2 separate regions of the Homo sapiens genome follow, and region 2 is linked to region 1. The links are chromatin contacts, found by Hi-C or POLR2A ChIA-PET in ENCODE. All regions are on one chromosome and are shown on one strand. The core of a region is the stretch at or near the end of the contact, and the rest is flanking DNA. Distances in the headings are between cores, read along the strand shown. Region 1 has its middle 130 kb from the start of LINC02815. Region 2 has its middle 95 kb from the start of LINC02815.

Region 1 (5,488 bases), core at 138-2,637:
TGAGGCCTACCCAGGTGAAGGGACATTTACTTGGGTTTAACATGTTTGCATCTGAGGAGAAATTTTTAAAAGCATTTTTCTTATGGAGAAAGGGAAACATTTTGCTATTTATTTATTTATTTATATTTTAGAGATGGAGTCTCACTTCGTCACCCAGGCTGGAGAGCAGTGGCGTGATCATAGCTCACCGCAGCCTCGACCTGGGCTCAAGGAATTGTCCCAGGAAACTGTTCTTTTCAAATGGCGGGGAGACAGAAAATGCTGATGATCCACAGTGCTGCTCAAGTTTAGAATGCAACAAAGAAACAGCCAGTTGTTGTGAAATTATTCGCCAATCATTACACACAATGACAGGAAATTATTTATAGAAAAAATCCCAACATAATTTCTTTCCCCAGCATCCCAGGGGACAAACCAGGGAAGGTAGTGCAGGAACAAGCCCAGCAGTGAGCTGTCACCTGTGGCACTGCTCAGCCACCTGCTGTGTCTTCAGTAGCTTCCCCTTCAGGCATGGGGCTTTCTTCCTGCCTGTACCTTAGTGTATCCCAGCAGGATGAAAGCACTTCTGAGACAGATGTTTCTGGGTCCTAGTGTTTCTCTTTGCCCTGCCCTGGGTTTAGTATGCACACATCCACACTGGCGGTTGCTCCTAGCCCCCAGGGCCTATGTCCTGCGACCCTTCTTGGCCTTTACTTCTCATGGCATGAAGGAGGGAAAGGCCCAAAGAAGCGAAGGCCCTGCATGAGCTAGGTGGCTGGGGAGGGGTTGAGCAGGCTCATAATTAGGAAGATGACAGACAAGGATGCTGGCATCCTTCACACTGATGTGCTGTGTAAAGTCCGGCTCGCAGTGTGACCCTGTCACCCCCAGAGGACCAGGACCATTGAGCGGCACCTTCTGACTGGCACAGCTCCTTTGAGGCTCTCAGAGGCGCAGGTTTTCCTCCAGGCCTGGTGGCTCTTCCTGGAGGGGATGGTGCTGCCATCCTCTCTAGCAGTCCAGGGTCTGCACCGTGGGCTTGGTGGGGCCCAGTGTCCTCGGGTCACAGCTCTCAGCAGAATTCTGCTTCTCTGCTGCCTGTGGTAGCTCCTCCACCAGGACCCAGCCAGTGCCAGGAGGGTGGAGTGGGTCCCGGAGGCAGGAACGGGGTAGCAGATCCCTGGAGAGCTGAGCCTGAAGGGACCATGGGCCAGCTTGGGAAGTAAAAAGAACAGTAGAGAGGCTGGAGCCCAGGTGTGGGTCTCAACTGTGGGTCTCAGGACAAGCGAGGGGGTATGTCCCCAGAGGGATGGGAAAGTGGGCCCAAGGCTGAGTGAAAGCACATTGCCAGGAAGAGCCAGGGGACGGAGAGGGAGCCAGAGAAGCAGAGGATTCATCTGCTGTCCTGGGAACCTGTGAGTCACTGCTGCTGAGTCATCAGAGCTGCCTAGAAGCTGCTTGGTTGAACCCAGGAGCAGAATGGGAAGGACCAGAAAGGAAGTTCTTCTCCTTCTCCGGGACCCTGGAAAAGGATCATGGGCGTGGCTGGGCCAGGCAGCACCATGAGGGCATCAGCCTCAGGTGGAGCAGGTCCTGGTCAAAGAGCTCCGTGGTCCAGGCCAAGCTGCTAGAGCAGAGCCCGAGGCCCCTGGCAGTGCGGTGTGGGGACCGTCAGCACGCACTGGCTTACGTTCTAGACTCTACGTTCACTTTAGAGGTGAGGCAATGGAGACCTGGAGACTTGCCCGGGGCCATAGAGAGTCAGAGGCGCTGGTCCTCCAGAGCCCATGCTCCCTAATCACTGCCCAGGGTCTGCAGTGATCAGATCCTGGAGACACAGTGACGAGACCTTATCATGCTTGTATTGTTAAGGGCCCAAACTGAGCTAAATGGCCAATTGAAAGACGGATAGATAAATTCCAAGGATGCTCTCCTTATGGCAATGCCATTTGATTTGCTGGTGTATTTATATATTTGGGGGATTTTTAAACCTCTGAATAAGTATATAAATTTTTTACCATGCTCATGTGAGGAGTCCCCAGGCCTGGGAAATAGGGAAGGACTGCGCAATTTGCTGTTTCTTTAAGGAGTGGAGCATCTGCCACCATTCTGTGTCTGGCTGCTCTCCCAGAACCTGGTGCACTGACAAGGCCAGGCTGTGGCTCAGGTCCACATCCCAGGAACTGCCCTGCCCTGGGTGCGTTGATGGCGATGTTGGACGTGAAGGTGTCTGTGGGCTTAGTGTGCACACTCTCCCCTTTAGAGAAGTGGATGCTGGGAGTTTTATGTTGTCCCATGCTCCATCTGGCAGGACCCAGTCACCTGGATGCTGGTGTGGCCTGGGCCGACCGAGTATCTGTATCAGCTGCCGTCTTAGTGCTCTAAAATTTGCCAGTTCCCTTCCTGGGCTGATGGCCTGCAGGCTGTGCTGGCTGTCTCCATGGGAGCAAGGCTGTGGACTGCTGTGTGTCCCAGAGAGGAAGTGGACTACTGAGTTATGTGCGTACGACAGCCTGTGGTTTCTCTGTAGGCTGCAGCAGACCCAGCAGATGAGCCAAGGAGACCCTCCTTGCCTCTGCTCCACGCCGTTCACCATCCTCTGATTCTGTCCACCTCATAAATGAGAAATCCGAGGCTCCCTGAGGGTCAATGCATTGATCAAGGTTCAACTGCTTGGAAGTGGCATATCCCCAACTCAAAGTTAAGCTTTTTTATGCAAAAGCTGGTGCTACACTGTTGTACCTAGTGCCTGTTATATCTTGTGAGTAATTTTGCTTTGGCAGGACAGACCAGCAGTCTAGAAATCGTTTCTTAGTGATGCTAAAGGGCACCATGGTGGAGTCTTTTCCTTCATGACTAGAGTGATGTGCCTGCCCCAGGGAGCTCCTGACCTCTCCCTGGACTAATCAATGATGTTTGCAATGAATTATCCCACCCGAGATTTCCTTCTCCAAAAGAGGGGTTTTGCAGGGGCTCTGCTGTTTGGATAAGGCGGTGAGTCAAGGTAAGATTAGAAGCCTCTTGATCTGCAGAGAATAGTGCATTGTGGGTTCTGGCTGCACCCTACAGGGTTGGGACCCAGGCACTTCCTTTTCTGTATTGCTTGTTTGCAAGGAAAGGGCTCCTATGTCATCCATAGTGACCAAGCGGGTGATGACAAGTGTTCTTGCTCCCATCATGGGTATCTCTGGCCTGGACAGCCAGGAAGAAAATAGTGATTAACTTTGCGCCAGCTTTCCTTTCTCTGGTTGATTTGGCAAAAATGCTCTGACTTTCCCTTTTGTTCTGTTTGAGGAAAATTTTAGCAGGAGGAAAGATTTTGTCAGGCTGAATTGATCCAGTTGTGTTTCCAGGGCATCCAAGCCTCTCCCTGCGGCCCTGGCCCGCCTCCTCCCCATGCACCAGGCTCTGGCTCCCGGGTACTCCTCCTGCCATGGGGCCCACGCAGCAGCTACAATGCATGCTTTGTTCAGGGAGCCCTGGGGAGGCAGCTGGCTACAAAAAAGTTCATCCACTAACTGGGCTTGTCCTTGACATCTGGCTTCTCTCCTAGGACCTCATTTTCCCCAACTTAAGTGGGATTTTGAATTAATGAAATTATAGCCCTTTGAACTGACTTGAGAATTCTCTCCCAGGCTCAAATTACATCTCCACTCAGTGTGTCTAGATGGCTCCAACACTTTCACAGATCATCCCCTCCCAACCCCTAGGAGATCATCTACATTGCTGTTTTCCAGTTGTAGAAGAATGTGATTCAATAGAACCTACTGCCTGAGACAGTGATAGCATGTGTGCATTTATTGAGAGCACTATACTAGGCATTTTATACTAATTTTCTCTAAAATTCACAACCCATAAGGTAAATAATGATACAATATCCCAATTTTTCTGACAAGGAGACCAAAGCTTTTGTCTACAGTTACTCAGCTAGAGGGTGGCAGAAGCTAGATTTGAACCCATATCCCTCTAATGCTAAAGCCTGTGAGACTCCACGGTGTCCCTCTAAGTCACAAGTTGTCTGTGAGTGTATATTTACAAACACATGTGGACAAAAATTTTGATAGTAGCATCCACAAACGTCACATTGAGATGTGAAACAGGCCTCTAATAAATCAGATCGGGATATCTTCTTTGCTTCTCACCTGGCATGATGCTGGGTTTGTGGCAAGATACAAATATGTATAAAGTTGGCCTCCTGTTGCCTCAACACGAGATGCCTTTACATCCTAAAATTGCTATTACTTAAGTTAAAATACATCACACAGTCTACTTCAGCCTGCTTCAGGTCAACTTGTGGTTGTCACAGGGGCCAGCCTCAGAGGTAGACAGAGTTTAGACTTTTCAGTCTTACCCCCAGTGTCCTTCTTCTCTCACTGGGAATTTCCCTTTGATATTCCCACCAAATACCCTTGCCCTGGATGGAGTCATATTCTCTGAAGTATCTTCCATTCAAGGGTCCTAAGAGTCAAGGTCATTCCTGATGGAAACACACGCCTAGGAAAAGAAAATCAACCCTCAATGTGATCTAGGTCCTTTAGATCTAATTTCCACTTTTTAAAAAAATCCAAGGGTCAGAGGGACATGTTAAATGACACCATAAGAACATAGCAGCAAGTCCAGACTGGGGGAAACTGCAGGACAAATGACCTGGTTTCTTCTCCAATAAGAATTTGTAAAGAAAAAAAGGCCAAGTGTAGGTGCCCATGCCTGTAATCCTAGCACTTTGGGAAGCTGAGGTGGCGGGATCGCTCGAGCTCAGGAGTTCAGCCTGGGCCACATAATGAGACCTCATCTCTACTAAAAATTAAAAAAAAATTCACTGGGCATAGTGGCACCCACCTGTAGTCCTGGCTGTTTGGGAGCCTGAGGTGGGAAGATTGCTTGAGCCCAGGAGGTTGAGGCTGCAGTGAGCCGTGATTGTGCCACTGCACTCCAGCCTGGGGGACAGAATGAAACTGTATTGAAGAAGAAGAACAAGAACAAGAAGAAGAAGAAGAAGAGGAAGAGGAAGAGGAAGAGGAGGAAGAGGAGGAGGAGGAGGAAGAGGAAGAGGAAGAAAGAAGAAGAAGAAGGAGGATTTATAGAATATGTAGATAGAAAGAAACTTCAGAGACAAATCAACCAATCTCAGTATATGAATCTCTTATTAAATCCAGAGTCAAACAAATGAAGTACAAATTACAAGACAATTGGGAAAATGCAAACACTGGCTGGGTATATTATGAGACTAAGGACTAACATTAATTTCTTAAAAAGTAAGAATGATGTTATCATAATCATATATTTTTAAAAACAGCCCTTATCAATTGAAATACTTAGATATGCAATGATATGATATTTGTTCATACTAGTATTTGTTATACCATAGTCAGGGTAGGCAGCAGTTAATTGCTGGGTGTATAGACAAAATACTGTCTGCCATGTGTTGATAATTATTAAAACCAGGTAATGGATATGTTGGATTATTAAATATTGTCTGTAATTTTATATATATTTGAAATTTTCCATA
Region 2 (5,975 bases), core at 2,840-5,339, 34 kb before region 1:
GACCCCGCTTTCCACGGGAGTTCTGGGCTTGGGCCCCTTCCCAGTGCTCCTGCATGCCAGTGTCTGCGTCTGAGGGCCCCACATCCCCGCAGGTCCCGATTTGAGGGGCTAGCCACTCCCTTGGCTTCTGTTCCAGATTACTTAGTAGAGTTATGACACTCCTCCTGGCTGCCAGCTGCTGGCCCGAGCTTTGGGATGATCAGCTGAGGTCCTGGCACCTGGCCCTGCCTATGTGTTGGCAGGGGCATCCTGCACTAGCAGGCCACATTAGGGGAGGCTGCCCACCTCTCACTGCCCATCCTGTTGTAGCAACCCCCTGCCCCTGGGAGTCAGGCTCAGTTCTCCTCCCTTGGGCTCTACTCAGGTGGGCACAGATGAGAGGGCACTTCAAAGGGCACAGGAAAGGGTAATGGAAGGAAAAGTGGGCCTGGAGTGAGCCCAGAGTCCCAAAGCCCTCTGTCCCCTTCGATTCTTTGTCTGCACAGGAAACCAGAGGGTGAGAAGGACAACTAGGGATACGGGCTGACTGCGATTGTGAAGACCACGCTTGCCCACTCCCCAGGCTGCCACTGAAGGGCCAGGCCTCTTAGATGAAGGCTCAGAACGTAGGAGCTGAAAGAGACCTCAGCTCCTCCCCTGTGCAGCAGTGCTCAAGTGCTCTACCCAGCCTTGTGTTCAGGAGCCGCCTGCAGGTGCAAGGGAAGGAAAGGGACACCCTAGACAAGGCTGGTCAAGGTTGTCCACCCCACCTCCCCTTTGCTGCCAGAGTATTTCTTTCTTATCTGTTATGTGTTTGGGGGTTGTGTGCAATTATTTCACTTACTAAAAAGGATCCCACTGGTGGGAGGAAAAGAGGACTTGAAAGCCACTGATCCAGGACAAAGCCTTCCTTTTATACTTTTTTTCCTTCCTTCCTTCTTTCCTTCCTTCCTTCCTCCCTTTTTTCCTTCCTCCCTTCCTTCTTTCCTTCGTTCCTTCCTTCCTTCCTTCCTTCCTTCCTTCCTTCCTTCCTTCCTTCCTTCCTTCTCTATCTTCTTTCTTTCTTTTTCATATAACCCACAAACATCCTTCCATATACTTAAATTTTTTTCCAGACGAGGTTCTGCTATGTTGCCCAGGCTGATCTTGGATTCCTGGCCTCAAGTGATCGTCCTGCCTCAGCTTCCTGTGTAGCTGGGATTACAGGTGCCTGCCACTGCACTCAGCTTCTGTGTTTTGAACAGGCTCCATTGGTGATGCAGATGCTGCCTATGGGACCTGTGATGGTTAATTTTATAAGTCAACTTGTCTGGGCCATGGTATCCAGATAGTTTGTCAACTATTATTATTATTATTTTAATACAGCATTAAATTTTAATTTTTAATTTTAATTTTTTTTGAGACAGGGTTTTGCTATGTTACTCAGGCTGGAGTGCAGTGGTGTGATCATGGCTCACTGCAGTCTGGACCTCCCAGGCTCCAGGGATCCTCCCACCTCAGCCTTCCAAGTAGGTGGGACCACAGGCACGTGTATCACCACACCCAGCTAATTTTTGTATTTTTGGTAAAGACGAGGTTTCACTATGTCACCCAGGCTGGTCTCAACCTCCTGGGCTCAAGCGATTTTCCCACCTCAGCCTCCCAGTGTGCTGGGATTACAGACGTGAGCCGCCACGCCTGGACAGGTCAAATATTATAAATTTTTCTGTGAAGGTGTTTTAAATGAGATCAACATTTAAATCAGTAGACTTTAAGGACAGCAGATTAGCCTCCATAACACGGGTGGGCCTCATCCAAACAGTTGAACACCTTAAGAGAAAAAGACTGAAATTTCCCAAGGAATATGGAATTCCTCCAGCAAACGGTCTTCAGTTTTGAACTGAAACTCTTCCCTGGGTTTCCTGCCTGTCCACCTGCCCTACAGACTTTAGATCACCCTGGCCTCTACAGTCCTGTAAACCCATTCCTTAAAATAAAGTTTCTCTCCCTCTCTCTCTTTATGCACACACACACACACACACAGAAACACACAGACACACAAACACACACATACACATACACACAAACCCACACATACACACACACACACATGCACACACATATACACATACACACAAACACATACACAGAAACACACAAACATAGCACACACACATACACATACACACACACACAAACACACAGACACACACACATCCTGTGCATTCTGTTTATCTGGGTTCAAACTCCAGCTCTTCCACTTACAGTGAGATTTTAGACAGGCTATCTCAAATCTTTGCTTCTGTCTCTGTAAAGTGGAGATTATACATTTAGTCCAGTGCCTGGCACTTAGGAAACTATTAATAAATTAGAACTCTAACCTTCATCAGGCCATGATGATTATCATAGTAGCACTGGGAAAAACTGTAAGAAGTCTTGCCCTTCCTGTTCTTCAAGAAATCTTGTCTCTATCCCTCATTCTAAGCAGTGAAAACCTCACCTTTTCTTGAAAATCTCAAGGAAATGAGATTGTACAGACATCCTCTGCTGAGCACAGCAGCCCTGCCCGGCACGTGAGGGCCCGATGGCCCCAGTCCCACCTCTCCCCTCACTGCCGGGCAGCAGGGAGGAAGCAGCAGAAAGCGTTTCCCAGTCAGGACACGTTTGTTGTCAGCTCTTTCCTGGACAGAGCCAGCTTTTCCTTCTTGTTTTACTTGGCATCGATCTGTGTATTATCTGTGCAGTTCTCTGGAAAAGAACAGAAAACCAACTTCCTATGTGAATAGCCAAGAGCACTGACCTCTCTGATCTCTGGCTGTCTTCAGGACTAACTCAGAATTCCTGGCTCCTCCTGTCTCTGGCCAGGGAGGCCGCCTGAGTTGGTGCACAGAAACCTCAGCTGGTATCGGGAATGTTCTGCAGGACCAAGGGTGGTTCCAGGGTTTTTACATAGAAGGGGCTTGAAGGCAGGAGTTTGGTTGAAAGAGAAATTGTCCTATAATTGTATTTGCAGCACAAACACAATGGTTTTATTTAGAAGGCATATCACAGAGCATGAGGGTGACAAACTGGCCAGTGGGATAAATCTGTCCCCCTACCTGTTTTCGTAAATGAGGTATTGTTGGAACGCTTCTATGCCCTTTCTATTGCCTAAGACTTCTTTCGCATTGTAGCGGCAGAGCGGAGTAGTTGAAACAGAGGCTGTATGTGTGATCGCAAAGGTCTAAAATACTTACAATCAGGTCCTTTACAGGAAAAGTTTGCAAATCCCTGTAACACAGCAATAAAACAGCACATTTTAAAAAAAGATGCTACATTTATAACAATGTGCGTAAAAATAAGAAACTATCCTTTGCTCATTTCAAATCATATTTTGGGGATGTCTCGGTGGGTGGTTTAATGAGGCCCCTGGGTGGGAAGAGGAGTGTAAATTTTCCTAAGTGACGTTTGTGCTGTGACCATGGAGACACTCCTTCCTCAACCCAGGTCCTCTGAATCTCACAGAATGCCAACCTGTGGTCTGAGTTTCTGCTTTGTTTTCAGGTTTTGGCCTCTGCCCAGCAGCACAGACTGTCCTCTCACCCGGGTTGTTTTTTCAGTTTTTCTTGCATCGTGGCAGCTATGGAAAACGGCATTCATTATTTGTAAAAGGATGCGGCTGCTCACGGCTGAGGAGACAGCCACAGGAGCTGTCCCAGACCCCATCCCCAGGACTGAGGCATTGGCCTCTGCACACGTGAAACCCATTAGCAGCCCGGAAGACACTGCAGCGGAGGGCTGGGAGGCTCCCGCTGGTGAGCTTCCCCTTGTTCCTGGTGACAGCGCTCTGGATCTGCCACTCAGGGTGTCAAGGAGAGTCGGTCACACTTTCCTGTTCCTGCTCCAGGATGGGGCCTCCTGTCCCCCAGGGCCCCAACCTTAACAAAAACCTGAAGGAGCATGCTAGGTCCTGGTTGAGTTGTTTTCTCCTATGTTTCATTTAAGCCTAATTAAAGTTCTGGTATTAGGCCAGAGAGATATGATACTATTAGCTATGTTTTGTAATGGAGGAAATGGAACCTCAGAGCACTGCGGCAAGTTGCTCAGGTAAATGGGCTCTGAGCCAGAGGATCAAGTGCTGGCGGTGTGCTGGCAATGCCAACAACAGGATCTCCTTGCACAGCAGGGAGTGGGGAAGCCTCATCCACAGCATCTGCCCCAGCCCTTGAATAAATCCCCTACCCAGGGGGCTCACCAACCCCGGACTAGGATCCCTGACCCTCTCTGGGCCTCTATTCCCTGACCTGTGGGTTGAGAAGGTGTAGCGCCTGGAGCTGCGGAGCAGACCTGCACAGGAAGTGCTTTAAAAGCCACAGAACCTTTAAAAGCCACAATCTTAGACGGCGTGGGTCGGTGCCAGCAGAGTAGGAGCCCCAAGCATGAAAAGACCTGGCACATCCCACCTCGGTCACCCATGTGCGACTAAAAGCAGATCCGACACTAAGCCATATGTTTAAGAAGGCGTTTTTCTCATGATGCCTATGTAAATCATCACATAAAAAAAGTGTTGGGCTCCCTATCTTGCTATTGCCCTAAGCATGTTTTTGGCCTTTCCACTGGGTGACCCAGCCTGGGGACAATATGTTTGAGAAAGATAGGTATCTTGTAGCTTTCAGGACCCAGCTGGAAACTTTAGGAGAATTAGGGGTATCCAGTATCCAGGTTGGAGTAACTTCAACAGCCTGGGACTGAGTTTAGACAAATGGCCTGCAGAATTGTACCTAACTAGCTGTGTAATCACTCATGAATTGTTTTCTGAGCACCTCTGGCAAGGTGCTGAGGGGGAAGAGGTGAGATGCTTGTCTTCTCTGGGGCTGGGGATGGAGTGAAAGATGCATGTGGCAGAGGCCACTTATGACCCAGGGAGTGCTGCTGCCATGATACCTGGGCAGCATCCGAGGGCCCATAATGGCCAAGTGTGCTGTAAGGGGGTCAAGAGATCACCGTTGAAGTTGGCAGCTGTGGGAGGCTTCCAGAATGGCAGATGGAGCTGGGCCTCGAAAGGCAGGTGGGATTCCAGCAGGTGAGGACGGAGGCTGGACCAGCACTCTCAGGGATCCATCGAGTGGTTTTTCCTTTCTCTGTTTCACTTGGATGCCCTTGATTCTCACTTCCATTTCCTCTCCTGGTTTGACCCCTGAACTACATCCACAGGTGAGAGGGCAGCCTTGACTCCCCTGTTCTGGGACTGGTTATTAGGCTTGGTAGGGGTGGAGAGGAGGGTGGCTTCCTCCCAGAGGCAGTAGTAATATACCCAACCGACACTCCAGCTTTCCTTAAAGGCATCTTCGCATCCCTTTAATGAGTTCATTTTTCCATTATGTAGCCTAGAGGTGTGTGATTGGTTAAAATTCAAAGAACTAGTATTTGGCCACCTTTTAGCACCATTTAGCAATTATTTCAAATATGTTCCTTTAGAATGTGCAGGTGCTTGTTAAGAGTTCTTTTCAGCAAAGATCCTAACACAACCGGAAAAGTCCTCGTGTAATATCCTGTTACGTTCTCTAGGTTGATTTTACATTCTGCCTATATGACTGAACACATTTCCAATGCAATTAAAAAATAGTTTGCAACAACTCAGTGGGTGCTGATGTGCAGCTTCCTCAGTTGCCTGGCCCATCATTTTCATCAGGTTACTCTTAGGGCGTTCTGTGACCCATAACACTAAGGCTATGTGACCCATAACGTAAGACCAAGGCCTGCTGGCCTATAAGGCAAGGTGCTGTTACCAGCTTACTTGATGCCCCTGGCTCATCTTAGACTTGAGGTCTCCTAACTCCTTGCTTAGAACACTTTCACAAGATTCTTTTGTCCCCTAAACAAAACAAAACAAAACAAAACAAAACAAAAAACAACCCAAAACCAAAAGCCTTGAGACCTCACTTTTTGATTTGAATTTTTATTTAACCTAATGTCCTTTTATCTCTTAATAGTTGGCTCTGGAACCCACTATGCAGCTGAATCCTCTTTCGTCAGCC

The links. A loop is a pair of places that touch in the nucleus more often than their neighbours do. ChIA-PET counts read pairs that join two places held with the same protein, here RNA polymerase II (POLR2A). Pooled maps may share reads with other maps.
Region 2: a loop to region 1 is called in a map of dorsolateral prefrontal cortex, with 2.0 times the contacts of the local background. The contact joins two enhancer-like sites. A Hi-C loop is called at or near these places in 5 of 168 maps with a recorded cell type or tissue (A673, CD14-positive monocyte, HepG2 and 1 more) and 1 of 50 pooled maps. POLR2A ChIA-PET finds 5 or more read pairs at or near these places in 8 of 52 experiments (B cell, CD4-positive, alpha-beta T cell, CD4-positive, alpha-beta memory T cell and 5 more).

The regions. Positions count from the first base shown.
Region 1 is chr1:229,020,737-229,026,224 of GRCh38, reverse strand. No RefSeq gene overlaps it. Among named protein-coding and RNA genes, the nearest start is that of LINC02815, 130 kb to the left of the region's middle. Within about 2 kb of position 1,387, at least 4 of the 41 ENCODE cell types and tissues checked have a DNase peak (open chromatin) inside an H3K27ac peak, as active enhancers do; they include dorsolateral prefrontal cortex, where a contact is called at or near this core.
Region 2 is chr1:229,056,570-229,062,544 of GRCh38, reverse strand. No RefSeq gene overlaps it. Among named protein-coding and RNA genes, the nearest start is that of LINC02815, 95 kb to the left of the region's middle. RefSeq lists enhancers at 2,076-2,575, 3,203-3,703. Within about 2 kb of position 4,089, at least 16 of the 41 ENCODE cell types and tissues checked have a DNase peak (open chromatin) inside an H3K27ac peak, as active enhancers do; they include dorsolateral prefrontal cortex, where a contact is called at or near this core.